2 separate regions of the Mus musculus genome follow, and region 2 is linked to region 1. A link is a loop called in an ENCODE intact Hi-C map of the cell type or tissue named here. Cell type or tissue: left cerebral cortex. All regions are shown on one strand.

Region 1 (4,000 bases):
TCTCTCTCTGCTCTTTCTCTCTCTGTCTCTGTCTCTCCTTCATTCTCTTGCCTGCCTCCCTTTCCCTCTCCTTCTCCCCACCCCCATCTCTTCCTGTCTGCCCCTCCTTCCCTCCTTCTACTCCCACTCTGGTTTGGTTTTGTTCTTGAGACAGAGTCTCTCATAGCCCAGGCTGGCCTTAAATTCACTATGCAGCAGCAAAGGATGACCTTCAAGTTTTGATTACGCAGTACTGAGACTTGCTAGGAAAATACTTTGTCACCTGAGACACAGCCACAGGCCTCTTTGGGTTTTGTTATTGTTCTTTTTGTCTGTTTGTTTTGTTTTGAGAAAAACGTTACTGTGTAGCTCTGGCTGATCTAGAACTCACCAAGTGAATCAGGCTGAACCTGAATTCAGAGATGAACAGTGGAAGCTCTGTCGCAGAAACTGGGATTAACGCCATTTGCACCAAGCCAGGATTTGTTCTTTCTTTTCTTTTTTTTTTTTTTAATACAGAGTCTCCTATAGTCCAGGCTGACTCAGTATCTAATCAACTTTAGCTTCAAATTCTTCTTCTTCTTCTTTTTAAATTTAATTTTAATTTTAAATGCATGGGCATTTTCCCTACCTGTGTCTTTACTGTGTCTTGCGCCCATGGAGACCAGAAAACAGCATTTTGTTGCCTGGAACTGGAGCTAGAGATATTCAAGAGACACCATGATAGTGCTGGAAATCAAATTCAGGTACTCCAGAAGAGCAGTGTTCTAATTAGGGTTTTATTGCTTACAAGTGACACCATGGTCACAGAAACTCTCAAGAATGAAATATTTAATTGGGGCTGGCTTACAGTTCAGATGTTTAGTCCATTATCATCATGGCTGGAAGCTTCGTGGCATGCAGGCAGACATGGTGCTGGAAAGGAAGATAAGGGTTCTACATCTGGATCCCCAGGCAGCAGGTCTCCTCTGACTGTGAGCCACTGAGCCTAGCTGAGCTCCTGAGACCTCAAAGCCTGCCCTTGTACGTGACACAGTTCCCCCAACATGGCCACACCGACTCCAACAAGACTACACTTCCTGGTACTGCCATTCCCTATGAGCCCGTGGGAGCCATTTTCTTTAAAACCACCACAAGCAGCAAGAGCTCTTAACCACTGAGCTACTTCTCTGGTCCCTCACCTTGATCTCCTGATCCTCCTGCCTTTATCTCCTAAGTGCTGGGATTATAGGAGTGAGTCACTAAGCCACCCAACATCTACTGCTTTTTCTTTTCTTTGGTTCCTTTTAGCTTCTTGCTCTTCATTCTCAAGAATAGGGCCACGGTATACCTTTTTCTCTCTTAATTACTCGTCTAAAAAGGCACCCAGCACTCAAGTGTAAATCTGAATCGGCAGCTCTGATTTGCCTCCAATCCCATGGTCTCAAAGCTGATTAGACTAACCAGTTCAGCTAATCTATTTATTAGTCTTTTAGCTCAAAATGTGTCCTAATGATCTCTCTCTCTCTCTCTCTCTCTCTCTCTCTCTCTCTCTCTCTCTCTCACCCTTCCTTTTCTCCATCCTTTTATTTTGGGATGGGATCTCCTTACATTGACCAGGCTGGTTTCAAATTTACTGTGTAGACAGATGATTGTCATTTTAAAAGATTTATTTATTATATGTAAGTACACTGTAGCTGTCTTCAGAAACCCCAGAAGAGGGCATCAGATCTCATTATGGATGGCTGTGAGCCACCATGTGGTTGCTGGGATTTGAACTCAGGACCTTCAGAAGAGCAGTCAGGGCTCTTAATCACTGAGCCATCTCTCCAGCCCTAGATAGTTGTCTTAAACTTCCTCTGCCTCCCAACTGTGTACAGCTCCAGCTGTGTACTCCATCCGTGTCCAGTTCCTGTGATTTATGCAGTGCTGGGAGCTGAAGCTGAGCTTTATTTATGCTCAGCAAGCAGTGTGCTGCCAACTGTGCTCCATCCTCTACTCAAATGCACCTCTAACCTCAGAGCGACTTGCCAGTTTAAAGGCTATTGTCCTTAAGAACGTCACTGTTCTCTGAAACTTTGGATCCCTCCTTTATTTCTTTTAGTCCTTTGGATGTAACAGTTGTTGAATTTTGCTACCAATTTCCTGGTTTTTTATTTTTATTTTTTTCATTTCTTCTCTTATTTGCAGTTCTAGAGCCTTGGTCTTCTTTAGACTGTTACCTCCATGTGTCTTCCAACAAAGGCTTTGGTCTCTGAACGTTTCTTCCATCTCTAGTTCTCTCTCTTCTTCAGTCTTTCAAGTGTGGAGTTGCCAAGTGAATCTGCCTACATCACAGATTGGATCGTGCCACTGCCTAGCTATGAAAAGCTTTATGACTGCCCACACTCTACAAAGAAAGATGCAGGCTCTTCATGGGACTCTGAGGGACTTTCAAGGGATAATTTTTGCCCAGTAGACCAAGGCATGTGCCAGAATAAGCTTGGATGGTGGTTGGGGAAGGGTGTTTCAGTTTTTATGGATTCCTGATCCAACTTTTTCTCCATCCTTAGCCATTTCTGTAGACCCTCAAATACTCTGCTGAGCATTTAGGGTCCTGCACTGTGGATTTTATTGTGTTTCACATTTGTTTATGTATAGAATGCTAAACCTCTTCCACAGCCACTATGCAAGTTCTAGCCAGCTTTCAAGACCCTCTTCCATCCCCACTCTTCTTTGAGTCTTTCTCAGCTCTCTATCCCAGGGTTCCCTCCCTCTTCTGGATCTGAATGTCTTTATAGATTGCTTATCTATCTATCTATCTATCTATCTATCTATCTATCTATCTATCTATCTATCTATCTCCAGGTGTTGAACACAGGGCTTCACAAATGCTAGCCAATTATTCTAGTACTGAGTTTTAGCCATCAGCCCACTTTTAACTTTTTATTTTAAATCAGGGCTTCAGTAACTTGCCCAGGCTGGCATCCTACTCACTCTGTAACCCAGGCTGGCTTTGAACCTGTGATTTTCTGCTCTGAGTTTTCTGAGAAACTTAGATTACAGGCCTGTACCATTAGGCCCAGTTTAACATGTTATGTATGTATGTATGTATGTATGTATGTACATATGTATATATTGGGGAGACAGAGAGAGAGAGAGAATGTAGATGTAGAGGCCATATTTCAGCCCTTGTGTGTCATTCCCCAGGAGCCATTCATCCCTATTTATTTTGAGAAAGGGTCAGTAACTGAGACTTGGGACTCTCCGATTACATGAGGTTGATCAATAAGCCCCAACTATTGGCTCAGATATTTGCTGACACAATCAGCATTTTTATGTGTGTTCTGAGGATTGAATTCGGATCCCTATGCTTGTGATGCAACCACTCTAATGACTGAGCTAGCTCCCCAGGTCCTAATGTGGGGTTTGTTGAAAATGCGTGAGTGATAAAAAGGTTTCTAAGTGGGCAATGGCTAACACTTAAGCTCAAGTCAAAAGCATAATGAATCTGAGGTGACCTTGGCAGTCCTTGAAGAAATTGCATGATGTTCCTGAAGACTTGGTTCTAAAAGAACTACATGCACACTTTGTACTGCACATGCCATTATGACACACAGCATCAATAAACCTGCCTAAAATATCTTGGCTCAGACTCCAAGTTGTTGAATGTTATACAGTTATTACCGTATACACAAACTTTTCTACTTTTATTTTTTAAAAACCCCATTATTTGCAGAAAAGAGAGACTTTCAGTATTTTCTATTGCCATTCTTCAACATTAAAGTATCAAATTAATCTATATTTGTACTACATTGTTAGAATGTTTGATTTTAAAAGTGCTATTTAATTTGCTGACTTGAGTTTAATAAAAATGAAATCATGGGCTGGCAAAATGGCTCAGCATGTAAAGGCACCTCTGCCTCTATAAGCCAAGGACCTGAGTTCAGTCCCTGGAAACCCACATAGTGGAGGAAGGAGGGAGCTGACTTCTGCCACTTGTCCTCTTTCATCCACCCATGCACCACGACACACATACACCAGATGCCATAGAGCCATAAGC
Region 2 (4,000 bases), 440 kb before region 1:
TCAAAAGAATTGCATTTATCAAACTCAGCTTTTGTAAGGATTTTTTTGTGAAAGAGATGGTCCAGGCTCTGCCTCTATCACCACCTCTGTTCAAAAAGAGGGGAATTTGGTTAGTGATGTCATCAGTAGAAAAAATAAGATGATGCTACCAGTTCTGCCCTCAGCCAAATCTGAGGAGATTGAAGCCTGGAAAAAAAGTGTCCGGGCACACTATACAACAGCTCATGATATGCTCCTTCCCTTGAGAAAAAATAGATGTGCTTTTTAGTTATACATTGTTTTTTAGATGGGGATCTCCATGCTGTGCCGGCTGTCCCCAAACTGCTGGGCTCAAGGCGTCCTCATTCCTTAGCTTCTTGAGTAGCTGTGACTACAGATGCACACTCCCATATCTGATTTTGGATTCATATGTCTAATGATATGTCTCTGTGACCAGGAAAGGGTAAACAGTGTGATGGCACGTAATGCAGAGTATAGACCATACAGAGTCTCTCATTTTTGCTCCTTCTAAGGAAGTGATTTTCCAAACATCTTCCTTTGTCAGCCACTCGGTGGCACCGTCCCTCTAGTTACCCACAGCTCAAAGGCCTGATCCTGGGTGAATATGGATGGCTGCTTCTATTTAATGCTGCCCTTGCCTGTGACAGCGATGATATGATTACATTCCTTTTCTGGTGTGTTTATATCCAGGCCGCCAGTACCAGCTTTGTATTTGCCTACTCATGTCAAGAAAATGTTCTCTGGCCAAAATTTAATGGCTGTCAATGGTAGAACTTTCTACTCATGTTTGCAAGCATACTACAGACACAGAGCAGTATGCAAATTAAGGGTGCCATCTAGATTCTTAGATGAGAAAAGATGTATATGGCCGAAGATCATCAGCCTGATCTACTGTGTACATTTAAGAATAGTCTATAGGATGCCTGTCGGATGGCAGACATTCGTAGCTAAAGTTAGGGTTCTTTTGATCTCTATAGATGTTTACAATACAGCATGAAATGGTCACTTGGCATGCCTGTGACTTTGGAACCTGTGTCCTGCTCTACAAAGGAAAAGGGCCTGGCAACACTTGATCTTTAAGGCCAAGCTGGGCTGCCAGGGAGCAGTGGGTCTGCATCTGTCACTGCTACTCAACGAGAACCCCTCTAGGGCTTATCTCATGCTGCTCTGGGTTCCTTCTCAACTATTTGTGCCTCTTGGGGTCACTGTGTGTGATTGAGTCTTTTCTCTTTCTTTTGCAGTTCTTTCCTTTGGGCCAGACCATGTCCAACAGTTTGCATTCCATCAAGTCTGTGGTAAATTTGCATTGGCATCTCACCCCTCCCTGCCGCCTCCTCCCTGACTGTAATTTTCAAGTTCTCTTCTGGCCTTACCCATGCTCCCACCTCAGCTATACTTGTGTTGTGGGTGGGGTGCATGCACACATGTACTTTTGGGCATGGAACCAAGGTCCTCACACATTCTAAGCAAACATTCCAGCTCTGAGCTTCACCACACCCCTCATCCCTGACTTGTAATGGTTTGAGTAAAGGTTAAGGCAGTGGTTCTCAACCTGTGTGTTGCAACCCCTTGGGGGTTCAACTGACTTTTTTCATGGGAGTCACCTACAACTCAACTATCTGCATATCAGATATTTATATTATGATCCCTAACAGGAGCAAAATTACAGTTATGAAGTAACAATGAAAAAATGTATGGCTCACAACATGAGGAATTGTATGAAGTGGTCGGCTGAGTATTAGGAAGGTTGAGAACCACTGGGTTAAGGGTTTTCAATTGATGATGGAGGTATTTTCCAACTAGATGTTCCTGAACTAAACTTTACTTTCTATTTCATGCTCTTAGATCTTGGCTTGTCAAACTCCTCAATACAGTGTGGGTGAGGTGTACTTAGCTTATCAACTCCTAGGAGTTTCTAGAATCTTTAAAACCCTGGTTCTACCCCCTTCTTGTTTGTTTTGCAGTGCTGAAGATGGAACTCAGGGGTTTGAGCATGCTAAACAGACACTCCATCACTGGTCCCCATTCCCAGCCCAGATGCCTTTTTATTGAGTGTTGAGCTACTGCTCCTCCCACCCCAGGCTAACCACCACTTTTTACTCTCCTGTCCCAGCTGAGCATGTGGCCCTAGCTCAAGTGGAGGCCCAGGAAATGTTCTAATTGCAGAGGCGAGTCTGAATCTGCCTCCCAAAACCAGAAGGAGAAAATCAGCTGAGTCACTGATGAGTGTGGCTGTAATTACTTTTATTTGTAGCTAATTGTTGCCTTATTTAAATGGCAGTAATGAGCCCAGCAGAATAACCCAGCCTAACTGCCTTTTCAAAATAAGATCTGTTGAAGGCAAAATGAGTTCTTAGAGAAGCATCCCACCTCCCACCCTGCTAGTATGCTTAATATTTGGATTTTATTTTTAAGCCTTTAAATTTGATGTTGCACACTGTGAAATGAAAGTGCCAAATAGTCCAACCCAAAACATGTAAAGATGTGTGTTAGCATTGTCCCAACCTGAAGAACCTGTCCAGGGCAAGTCAGTGGGGTATCCACACGTGATCTCTGCCCCTGAGTGCTCAACAGCCCTGCAGCATTTGTCTTGTGGAGAAGTCTAGCCTTCTATAAGGCACTGGAAAGGAGATAGCACCCTGGAACCATGGTCAGCAAGTTCAAGCTGAAGGCTACCGTAGCCTAGCCTTAGAAGAAAACTTGGGACCAACAGCAAGACAGCAGAAATCAGTATTGAAAAGCATAGGCAGAGAACCCAAAACCAATGACCCCCACTGCTAAGAATGAATTTTTATTTGACCTTCTATCTTCGCTTCCTGATCCTTTCTTTCTCATTGTATATGTATGGCACTCACTGTGGTGTTTATCCTCTGGGTAGGTGATAGTCACTTCTCTGTGGAACTGCTGAAGTAAAGCAGGCCCTCCCGACATTAGCTCCTGGCCCAGGTTGTCCTTCCTACCCACCTCCCTTTCTCTGAGACCACTCCTCCAAGCACTCTCTGAGCTAGCTTCCCTTAGATAGGCTTTCATGCCCGGCTAGTGGTCTCTGAGGGAGTGGCCTTCAGGATGATAGCTGAGTAGTCATCACAAGCGACAAGGACTCTCAGGCTTAGGCATTTCTGTGTCTTCACCAAGTGAATGGCTGCAGACAGCTCCCCCAGGGAGGTGATGTCCCTATCATGTAGATCAACTGGGACAACAGGTGGTGCTAGCATAGGGCACAGGCAGCCTGAACCTGGGTGCTGTCGTAGCTGCTCTTGAGCTTGGCTCCAACAACCTAATGGCAAAGCCCACACTTGTACCTGTTTGGTCTGTCCTATGAGCTCAGGGTCCCCTGCTGTTATACTACTTCTTAGATCTTGGGAAGAATTAAGCTACCAAAAAAGCATGAAAAATTAAAGCCAACATCAAGAGCTGACAAAGAGAAGTCAAGGACCCCTATGCCCTTGGCTGGGTGACATAGAGATTCTGATGAATTTGCTTATCTGGCCTTCAAAGTGGCCAGCTTTTCTCCAGGGCACCTGCTACTGAAGGCCATATGGTATCTGTTTTGCAGAGGTCCAGCACCCCATCCTCCCCGACAGGCACATCATCTACAGACTCTGGAGGACAGCACCTGGGCTGGGGAGAACAGCAGGGCCAGTGGCTGCGCCGGAGAAGGTTGGATGGGGCCATTAACAGGGTCCCCGTGGGATTCTACCAGAAAGTGTGGAAGATCCTTCAGAAGGTGAGGTGGGTGCTGAGGAGACATAGACTCTCGGGAAAATGAGCCTGACCCTGTCTACCTTCAGGAGGCACAGTGGCCCTACCAAGTACCAGGCAGCAGATGGCTATAGAACATGTATCTCCAACCTTGAATGGCTCAGCCTAGAGCAAAGTCTCTCTGCCTTGGCACTGTGGCATCTAGGGCTAGGTGGCTCTACTATAGTACTGTCTTGTGCACTGTTGTATAGGAGGCAGTGTCTACCTACTGGTTGTCAGTAGCATCTCCTCTTCCAGA

The links. Peaks named below come from ENCODE experiments on the same cell type or tissue, not always from the same donor. Only the 100,000 strongest peaks of a DNase experiment are listed, where the experiment ranks them.
Region 2: it touches region 1 in a loop (7-fold over the local background); 17 of 42 quality-filtered maps call a loop at or near these places.

What each region holds. Positions count from the first base shown.
Region 1 is chrX:161,022,353-161,026,352 of GRCm38, forward strand. No RefSeq gene overlaps it. Among named protein-coding and RNA genes, the nearest start is that of Cdkl5, 30 kb to the left of the region's middle. In left cerebral cortex, no CTCF peak of the experiment used is centred here; a DNase peak (open chromatin) is centred at 2,321; H3K27ac peaks cover 248 bases.
Region 2 is chrX:160,583,223-160,587,222 of GRCm38, forward strand. It overlaps Phka2 (phosphorylase kinase alpha 2), which reads left to right. Exons shown (of 33, transcript NM_172783.4): 29 at 1,242-1,295; 30 at 3,557-3,727. Among named protein-coding and RNA genes, the nearest start is that of Phka2, 83 kb to the left of the region's middle. In left cerebral cortex, a CTCF peak has its summit at 562 (motif pointing right); DNase peaks (open chromatin) are centred at 587, 1,408 and 2,159; H3K27ac peaks cover 423 bases.